Linked DNA regions of Mus musculus: region 2 is linked to region 1. A link is a loop called in an ENCODE intact Hi-C map of the cell type or tissue named here. Cell type or tissue: left cerebral cortex. All regions are shown on one strand.

Region 1 (5,000 bases):
GTCCCTCTGCTTCAATGACTCTAGTGTGTGGCATGTTGACATAAATGAGCGAGCCATCACATCATCAAAGGCCAAGCCCTGTAGCAATTGGTTAGAGTAGTCCTGCCTATTTGTTAGAAGATGACTAGCCTGTCACAGTACCAGGGGCCTGAGCTAAGTTTAACTCAGGGTTGTGGTCCCTGTTTCTGGGAAGATCTCAGCCACTGGTTCATGAAGTTCCTCTGTTTACCAAAGAGCCTCCACTTAATCTTACCAGCAGAGCCTCCAGCCATGGGTGAGGTGAGGTCCGGAGGATTCCCACTAAAAAAACCTGAACTCATCAAAGCCAGTAAGTCAAGAAGCTATGGCTCCTGGTCACAAGTACAGCTAACTGGGGAACTTGGCTTCCCCTCCTGATCCCAACTCTTGCTCCTCTCTGTCTTGTCTCCCTCCGGAGTCACACTGAGCACTTGTAGAAGTGGCCCGTTTTAGTTGCTATTGGCAACAGCCACTGGCCCTCCCTGACTCTGCACCTCCATCATCTCTGCACCATCATCATGAGGAGTAAAGCCATGTTTATTAAGCTAGGAAGACCCGACTTCAAAGCTATCCAGTCTCCCGAGGTTGGAGGGCATGATGTCACTTATTGATCCAGGCTAGGGATGCAGCAGGCCATGACTGGGCCCTCCCAGGACACCACCTAGTGGGAAGCACCAGTCTTTACTCTGGCTTTTTTCTCCTTTAGTGTTGTTTTTGTTGTTTCTATTATTGCTCTGTGTGTGTGTGTGTGTGTGTGTGTGTGTGTGTGTGTGTGTGTGTCTGTGTGTGTCTGTGTCTGTGTCTGTGTGTCTGTGTGTGTGTCTGTGTCTGTGTGTCTGTGTTTGTCGCACCTGTGGAGGTCAAGAGGTTCTGGGTTGTTTGGCAAGTGAATTTATCTGTTCAGCCAGCTCCCCTCCCCTTTCCCTCTGCCTTTCTTCTATTGTATTTCCTTGCTCTCACCTTTCAAAACTCACACTTCTGGAATGGCCTGACAATGGGGCAGTTCTCCTTGGCCTTTGTAAAATAAAGGTTGCTTTGACTCGGGAATCTCAAATAAAAACCAATTACATCTCTAACCCTGCTCTTTGTAGTTTTAATCTCTTGATCCATCCACTGGCACCTTCCAACTCACCCAGGACTCTCTGACTTGGCCTGGTCTCTCTTATTGCCTTCAGGCTGTGGTGGGACAGAGATGCCCGGCCACACATTTCTGGTGGTCCGTTTCATATGATCTAATGAGGCTGGTGCCAGGAAGCCCAGGAGGAGGATGGATGGGGCGGGCCATGAGATGACCACTGTATCCTGGAACAAAATCCCCACAGCCCTGCTCTCTTCATGGAGAAATGAAACACATTGGGCTGCAGAGATGGCTCAGTTGTCAAGAGCACTGACTGCTCTTCCGGAGGTCCTGAGTTCAATTCCCAGCAACCACATGGTGGCTCACAACCATCTAGAATGACTGGAGTGAGCGGGGTCAGAGCAAGAAAGAAGAAAAAAAAAAAAAGAAAGAAAGAAATGAACCACAGGACACTGGTGCCCACCTATGCTCCCAACAGAAGCAGGGGGATCTCTGGGTTTAAGGCTAGCCTGGGGGTTGGGGATTTAGCTCAGTGATAGAGCACTTGCCTAGCAAGCAGAAGGCCCTGGGTTTGGTCCTCAGCTCTGAGAAAGAAAAAAAAAAAAGACAAAATAACGAAAGCTAGTCTGGTCTACAGAGTGAGTTCCAGGGCAGCTGGGGCTGCACAGAGAAATCCTGCCTCAAAAGCAAAAACAAACAGACAGAGTGATTTGAGGATAGAGAGGATGGCCTGTGTTAGTTTCCCTTTTTCTTCTCTCCTGCCCACAATTGCTGTTTTAACAATATTTGGACAACATGGGAAAATCTGAGTGTCAAACAAACAAAACTCGAGAGAACTTAGCATCCACAAAGATCCTACCTGTCCATGCCGAACGCGGAAAAGACCACCGTGTAGGGGGCACCCTGCTGGAGGCAGCCCATGACTGATTCCTTGATGCTTTGAAGGGCAAGACAGCCAGGGGCCTGCAGGGTGTTACTCCAGGTTCTCATGCAGCTGGGTACGAACTGCAGGGACCTTTCCAAGACCTAGCTACTAAATTCATGTGTCAGTGACAACTCTTTCTAATCTTGATGCTCTCGAAGACCACCCTGGGAGACAACATGGGAATCTGTGTGAGCGCGCCCACCTCCTCCTATGGCCCCTTCCCCTGCCGCCAGACACGGGCTTATGATCTTTTTCCTCTAAGAATGAAATCAAACCTGTCACCTAGGTAACCGTTTCCTTTGGCCTTAAGTTGTAAGTTGAGAGTGGCCTATGTAGCTCTGCTCCTCTCTTGCTGTGGTCTCGGCGTCTTCTTTGTGGCACTTTTTTTTTTTTTAACACATTTAAAAAAAATTTTTTTTTAGATTTATCTATTTATTTTATGTAAGTACACTGTAGCTGTCTTCAGACACTCCAGAAGAGGGAGTCAGATCTCGTTAGGGATGGTTGTGAGCCACCATGTGGTTGCTGGGATTTGAACTCCGGACCTTCGGAAGAGCAGTCGGGTGCTCTTTTGTGGCACTTGATGAGAGAGATTCAAGTCATTCATTACTGGTGTTCCCAACCCAGGTCTTTGACTTCCAGAGGATCAGCGACCAGCTCTCGTCCTTGTCCTTCCCCAAGGCCAGTTTGCCACAGTCCCTATAAACACTTGTTACTGACAGAATGGGGGTTCTTCACACAGCTGTGTTCTCTTCGGAGTGGGTGGAAGAGCTATTAGCTACTCAGCTCGTTCGCACCACCTTGTGGTCCAACTGGGTAACTACTCCAGTTATAAAGCCCTGGCTGGCACTGAATTTCAAGCAATTCTCCTGCCTCCACACTCCTGCCTCTGTCTCATGAGTGCTGAGATTACAGAGATTTATCATGAGATAGTTTATTGCTTGTTTGTTTGTAGACAGGGTATCTCTGTACCCCTGGCTGGAACTCACAATGCAAACCAGGCTGTCCAGGAACTTACAGAGATCTGCCTGCCTCTGCCTTCCCCCAAGTGCTGGGGTCAAAGGTGTGGGCCACCATACCCAGCATCAGTGGATAGTTTTAAGCAACTATTCTTAGAAAAAAATAACCTACTGTCTTAGTCAGGGTTTCTATTTCCGCACAAACATCATAACCAAGAAGCAAGTTGGGGAGGAAAGGGTTTATTCGGCTTACACTTCCATTCTGCTGTTTATCACCAAAGGAAGTCAGGACTGGAACTCAAACAGGTCAGAAAGCAGGAGCTGATGCAGAGGCCATGGAGGGATGTTCATTACTGCCTTGCTTCTCCTGGCTTGCTCAGCCTGCTCTCTTATAGAACCCAAGATTACCAGTCCAGAGATGGTTCCACCCACAAGGGGCCTTTCCCCCTTGATCACTAATTGAGAAAATGCCTTACAGTTGGATCTCATGGAGGTATTTCCTTAACTGAAGCTCCTTTCTCTGTGATTACTCCAGCTGTGTCAAAACTAGCCAGTACATCTACTGAATAATTCACTTGACAATGGTACACCTCTATAAGCATTAAGGACATCACACTAGGTCACCTACAGTGTGGCTACCCATGCACCTTGGTCCATGGTCACAGGAGTATCCCAAAGGCCTTATTGATCTTAGGTGAGGAACACCTGTCTGAGCATCCATCCCCCACCCCACCCGTGTGTGTGTGTGTGTGTGTGTGTGTGTGTGTGTGTATTCCACTCTCTCCAAAGCTAGTCTATATCTACTCTAAACCTTTCTGGGAAACTGTCTCTGTCCCTCAGAGACCAGCTGGCCCAGTGTTTTAGGCCAGTTTTTAAAAATCCCAACACCTGCCTGCCAGCATGTCACCTGAGGGAGGTGGAGCCCAGGAGGAGCAGGCACCTGGATTCTCCTTGGTAACTCTACCCTCTTGGGAATCTTCCCGGTCACCTTGTCTGTATACAGGCCAAGCTGGGAGTGGTGTTGTTAACCATGCCAAGCTGAGGAAGGGAAACCTGAGGCTCCCAGAAGCCAGTGCCCTCAGAGGGGACAGCGGCCGCCTCTGCAGCCTGTTGGCATAGCTAGTCTGATGTTGCTACCCAGAAATCTTGACATAGGTGTTCAGACAGAGCTTGGTACAGAAGCTCGGTGGGCTTGGGGGCCTGGGAGTTCTCAGATGATGTCTGTGAAATGAAGACAGCATCAGCAAAAGCCTTGCAGCGCTGAAGTAAAGATTACCTATGGTCTCTGTTCACATTTAGTCATAAGTATTTGTGGACCCCCTCTGTGGTGGTTTGAATATGCTTGGCCCATGAGAAGTGGCACTATTAGGAGGCATGCCTTCATTGGAGGAGGTGTGGAGGGAGAGGGGGAGGGGGAGAAAGAAGGGGAGGGTAGAGGAGGAGGGGTGACCTTTGACTTTTCCCAGACTGCATGCCCTGTCCCCTAGCACTGTGGTAGGTATAATAAGAGTGTCGCATGTGAGTATCCTTGCTTTTTAAATGTACTTTAAAAAATTTAAAAAACAGCTGGGTGTGGTGGCCCCTATAATCCCAGCACCCCAGAGGAAGAGGATGGCAAATGGGAAGCCAGTTTGAGATATGTTCTCAGTCTGCATATAGGGACTCAGTCTCAACCAGGGATGGCGTCTTATGCCTGCAATTCCAACACTTGGAATCTAAAGTTAGGAGGATCAGGAGTTTAAGGCCAGTTTAGGTTACATAGTGTGTTTAAGGACAGTCTGGGCTACATGAAAGGGAAGGAAGGGAGGAAGGAGGAAGAAAGGAAGAGAGGGAAGGAGAGAGGAAGGGAGGGAGGGAGGGAGGGAGGGAGGGAGGGAGGGAAGGAGGAAGAGAAAAGAGTAGAGGGAAGGTGTCTTAGTTAGGGTTTCCATTGCTGTGAAGAGACACCATGACCAAGGCAATTTCTATAAAAGACAACATTACATTGGAGGTAGCTTACAGGTTCAGCGGTTCAGTCCAT
Region 2 (5,000 bases), 300 kb before region 1:
GGTGAAGAAGGAGCCGAAGATGATAAAGATGACGAAGTAAAGGTACATGTAGAGGTTCACCTCGTAGTCTGGCTGCTCCTCTTTCTGCAGGATGGGGTACACACATGGAGTTTCTCTTTGATCCCCATAGTACTGTGAGGAGGATGCCCCTCCTCCCCAGGCTGCTGGTCTTCCAAGGAGATAGTGTGGTGGGGTGAAGGTGTCAGGTGAGAGTGGGGAGGACAGAATGGACCGCTATTGCTGCTCCTCCAACTTACCAACTCAGTGACCCCACTCACCTCCCGGGAGTCCACAGCTGCATACATGATGTCCATCCAACCCTTGAAAGTGGCCTGAGAGATCACGGCAGGGCATGAGGGGGAGGGGCTCCACCACACACCACCATTCATGTTCTTCCCCCACTTCCCTGATCAAGCCTGCCCCCGAGACCACCTGCCACCCCACTGGGTTCTGATCCGATGAGGCACAACCAGGCACTTCTACCCATTTCTGAGTAGGCTCAGTGGGTGCCACTCACCACCTGAAGAAGAGAGAGGTAGCCGAGACCCACGTTGTCATAGTTGACCTTGACGTTCATCCAGCGGACCTGGCCGGTGTACATGAGGCTCTCACACTCGGACTTGTTGTTGACCACAGAGATGTCGAATCTCTCGGAGGTGGTTGTGTTGATGCAGTAGTAGAACTTTCCAGCAAACAAGTTGACCCCCATGATGCTGAAGATGAGCCAGAAGATGAGGCAGACAAGGAGCACGTTCATGATGGAAGGGATGGCTCCCAGAAGGGCGTTCACCACCACCTAGGGGCCAGGGTGGTGGTTGGGGTCATTGCTAGAGCCACTCCCTGGCATCTGACAGGGGGCTCCCAGCTAAGATCAGCTAGGGGACCATGCAGGAGCTAAGCACTGCCACTCAGAAAGGGGCAGTGTTAGCCAGCCTGGGTGTGAGAGGAGTCTGCTGGGGTCTCTGTGTGTAGGGTAAATGGTAGGATTAGAAGCTACCATGCTGGTCTTCTAGAAAGGCTCTCTGCTTGGCTGGAGTCATTAAGGCAGAGTAAAGGGGCCAGGCTTCTCTGGAAGCAGCCCAGGTCATGGATCACAAAGCACAAGACAAACATTGCTTTCTCAGCCCCCATAGGAAACTCAGCCCACGTGACCCGGCTGTGACCCGGCTTGGCTCACTGCTTCTGTGAGAGACACAGAAATGGCCTAAAAAAGAAACCACCTAGATCTGTGAAGCAACAGGATTCAGGATCAGGTTCCTGACCCTCACCAGCCCCAGCCATACAGGCCTACCATGCTGCGTTAGTCTTGGCTGGATCTGAGAACCGCCACGATCCTTCTTTAGGCCTTTTGAGACCGGGTCTCGTATATCCTACGCTGGACTTGAACTTGCCATATAGCTGAGGGAGACCTCAAGTTTTTGCCACCGCCTCCTGAGCGCTGGGGTCAGAGGGTGTGTGCCACCACACCTCATGTATGAATCTCAGGGGGTTGTCCTGAGCTTACTGCATGCCAGATAAGCACTCGACCATCAGAGCTTACCCTAGCCTGAGTAGTTTCCTTTTAAGTAAGGGCTATGTCATGACCTCTGGACAGAGTTGGTGGCAGGAGCAGGGGTGGGGGCGAGGGGGTGCTGTGTTTCTTCAAATCACTCAGTTGGCTCTGAGCAGATTATTAGTGGGCAGAGGTCTCAGCACCAGGACTGGGGGCCTAGCCTTAGGCCAGCATCTTACATAAACTAGGAAGGGCAGGGTGCTTAGTCTGAGCCTGCTGCTGCCCTGGAATGAGTCTCATCTCCTGTCAGTGGGGGAAGTCCCACTGGTCGTGCCCTGTGTTTACCTGTTATTTCCTCTCTCACAGGCCTTTGGGGATCTTTTCTAAAGTGCCCCCGAACCCAAGGACATGATTCCATGCTCAAGAGGGACAGGCTCAGAACTGAAGCAGACAGAAATACTTGTTCACGTGCTCATGTTACAGGGCCCTATGGGGGGCCCCCAATCTGAGTTGGGAGCCCCCATGAACCAGCAGGTAGATCTTTCTTCCTGGTCTTGCCTCAAGCCTTCCAGGCCACTGCAGCAGCCTCTGCTGCCCTCCAGTGGTAGCAGAGTTAAGTTTAGAATCTACTAGAACCTGGGGTGGGAATGGGGTTACCTGGAGATAGGTCACAGCCCTAAACCTCAGTGTTCCTCTATCCACTACTCACCCTCATGCCTTCAAATCGGGACAGTGCCCTCAGAGGTCGCAGGGCCCGGAGCGTGCGCAGGGATTTGATGGGCCCCAGCTCAGAGTAGCCCAGCCAGTTAGCCACCAGACTGATGATGGAGACCTGGAAGAAGTGCATGCTCAGGAGGTGGAGGGTCCCTGGCTTTCTTCTAGCCTGGGACACATGAGAGAGATACCCCAGTTTCTGTGTGTCTCCTGTAGACCCCATCCCTGATGGATAATCCTGTCTTCTGGGAAGAGTAGGCTTGTGGCCTCTAGCACCTGTAGGACCAGGGTTCACCTCAATGATGTCACCTACAACCATAATTGGGAAGGACAGTACCCATCTCCTCAGGTTCCGTGTATCTATCAAAGAGCATATAAGAATTACACTGGCAGGGAGCATAAGGCTCCAGGTCTGGGCTGTCATGTCTGGGAAGGAAGAGGCTGGTCTATAGGGAGCAGTGCTAACCTGGGAGGTCTGACTGTGTAGATTCAGATAGGTCCTACCTCCCAGAGCCTGGGTTATCTAAAGGCCATGACATCCGGCTGTGTGGCCAGATCCAGGAGACTCACATCCACAATGAGGAAGTCGAGCCAGCACCAGGCGTTGGTGAAGTACACCTTGAAGCCGTAGGCCACCCACTTTAGCAGCATCTCCAGGATGAAGATGTAGGTGAAGACCTTGTCAGCATATTCCAGGATGGTTTGGATGACTCGCCGCTGTTCAATGTAGATGTCCTCGAAGGCCTGGGGACACCAGTATAACCCACAATGACCAGGGGCTCAGCAGCTGGGGCAGCAAGCTCTGTTCCCCATCCTGCCTGCTGTTGCTGGTTTCACGGGACATAGGCTGTAGCACCTCTGGGAATCTTCCATTCCCAGCCCTATCATCAGGAGGGGGAGGGGCAAGATGCCTGGTAGGGAAGGAGGCTTAGCTCTCAACTCTCTGCTGGGGGTCCACAATAACGTTATCTTCAGTTCTGACCGCCCTTAACTCCAAATTCCCAGGGCCCACCTACCTTCCTATTGGCTGAGGGGACAGGGTTTTCAAAACAAAGGGACCAATCTTTTACTTTAAGAAACTGACGTTGAGTGGGGAAATGCCTTATCTGTCGTGCAAGCATGAGAGCTGAAGTTTGGATCCCCAGAACCTGTATGGAAGCCGGGTGGCAGCAGCAGCCTGCCTGAAACCCCAGGCTTACAGGAGACAGAGACAGGGAATCCCTTAAACAGCCCAAACATCGAGCTCTGAGTTCAGTGAGAAACCCTGCCTTAATGCAAAAGATGGAGAACAATTGAGAAAGACATGATATGGAAGCCTTAGGAAGCAAGGCACCCATTCCTGCTCCCGCCCTGTCCCCTGGGGGAGGGTGCCTACCAGGGCCCCGCTGCTGAGCAAGATCATGAAGACGATGAAGGTCTCAAACCAGTTGTGCTCAACAATCTTGAAGCAGGCCCTGCGGAGTGTCCACCACATTTTCCCGCGGCCCTGGGAGATGTCCACATAGAGGCAGGGGCAGCGCTTCACACAGGCTGGGAGGCAGGACGGGAACATGTCACTGGCCTTCGGATGTTTCAGAATGCACCTCCCCACCCTCTGCCATGCTACCCCAAGACTGGGGCCCCACCTCCTCCCCACAACTGGCTCCATCTGGTTCACACAGCAGGGACTCAGGGACTCTCTACAGCCCAAAACTAAAATGCTTCACAAGGAGGCTCAGGACGCCAGCTCTTCCCATGATCCCCCATCTCAACAAGCCTAGGCTCTTTGGTAAAATGCCTCTGGGGCTCAAGTGTCGGCTCCCCAGGTAAGGCAAGGTGAGCAGAACCATTTCTGTGGTTCTCCTCTGGCCTGGGTGTGGGTGTGGTCTGTAGGGGTGGCCTCACCCTCTGTGAAACACTCCTCAGGTAGCTCCCCCTCAGGGTTCTCCTCAGCCTGCTCCTCAGGGTCCTCTTCGGGGGGCTTGTAGTCAGCTGTGCTGCAGACGGAGGAGTTCCCGTCGTACAGAGGCTGTAGTGGCTTCTGTGGGGACCACAGGGCATGTGACTCCTAGGTCCCAAGAGATCCCTTCATTCTCCCAATAGGTGGGAGTAAGGGAGACCAGAGAGAAAGAAGAGAATAGAGCAGGAGCCACTCATCCATTAGTTCATTCATTCATTCATTCATTCATTCACTCAGCCCTTATAAAACTACCACTGTGCCCTGGCAAAGGCACCCTAGTGACAAAAATGTCCTCAGTTCTGCCCTCGTGGTACGTGGCATCTAGGAAAGCACAGGGGTGACGTGAGGAAGCCTGGGGAGGAGAGTGGGGAGGACGGGAGATGGGCTGAAGGATGGCTGGGGGGGGGGCTGGTTGGCTCAGCCCTGTGGGGTCCTAGGAGGTGTAGGGATATATGAAGGAGTCAGTAGAAGAAAAGAGGCCTGAAGGTGCTTTTGCAGGAGCAAGGTTAAGAAGCGGAGCCAAGACAGATCTGGGCTGCCACAGCTGCAGAGAGCAGGCACATGGTGCCCCCAGAGTCCAAGCCTTGCCACCCCCAGGGTCTATTTGGCTGAGAGACCCAGAAAGGATGGAAAGTTTTCCCCAGCCAAGGCTCCGGTGTGGCGCCAAGGGAATCTGATCACGGTGGGGGCAGGGTGTGGTGGCAGGGTGTGGGGGCAGGGTGTGGGGGCAGGGTGTGGGGGCTGGTACTCTGGCTTAGCTAAGTTTCCTCCCACCTCCTAGCACTGTCCCAGGCCAGATTCTCAGGCTGGCCTCCATGCTTCAGGGAGATCCTTCACGGTGAAATCTCTGAAGAG

The links. A loop is a pair of places that touch in the nucleus more often than their neighbours do. Peaks named below come from ENCODE experiments on the same cell type or tissue, not always from the same donor. Only the 100,000 strongest peaks of a DNase experiment are listed, where the experiment ranks them.
Region 2: it touches region 1 in a loop (1.8-fold over the local background); 2 of 42 quality-filtered maps call a loop at or near these places.

What each region holds. Positions count from the first base shown.
Region 1 is chr11:106,625,121-106,630,120 of GRCm38, forward strand. No RefSeq gene overlaps it. Among named protein-coding and RNA genes, the nearest start is that of Tex2, 15 kb to the left of the region's middle. In left cerebral cortex, a CTCF peak has its summit at 2,825 (motif pointing left); a DNase peak (open chromatin) is centred at 2,802.
Region 2 is chr11:106,323,930-106,328,929 of GRCm38, forward strand. Scn4a (sodium channel, voltage-gated, type IV, alpha) reads right to left here. Exons shown (of 24, transcript NM_133199.2): 15 at 4,091-4,226; 16 at 3,582-3,736; 17 at 2,777-2,950; 18 at 2,202-2,324; 19 at 518-796; 20 at 279-332; 21 at 1-84. Among named protein-coding and RNA genes, the nearest start is that of Cd79b, 12 kb to the left of the region's middle. In left cerebral cortex, a CTCF peak has its summit at 2,099 (motif pointing left); a DNase peak (open chromatin) is centred at 2,095.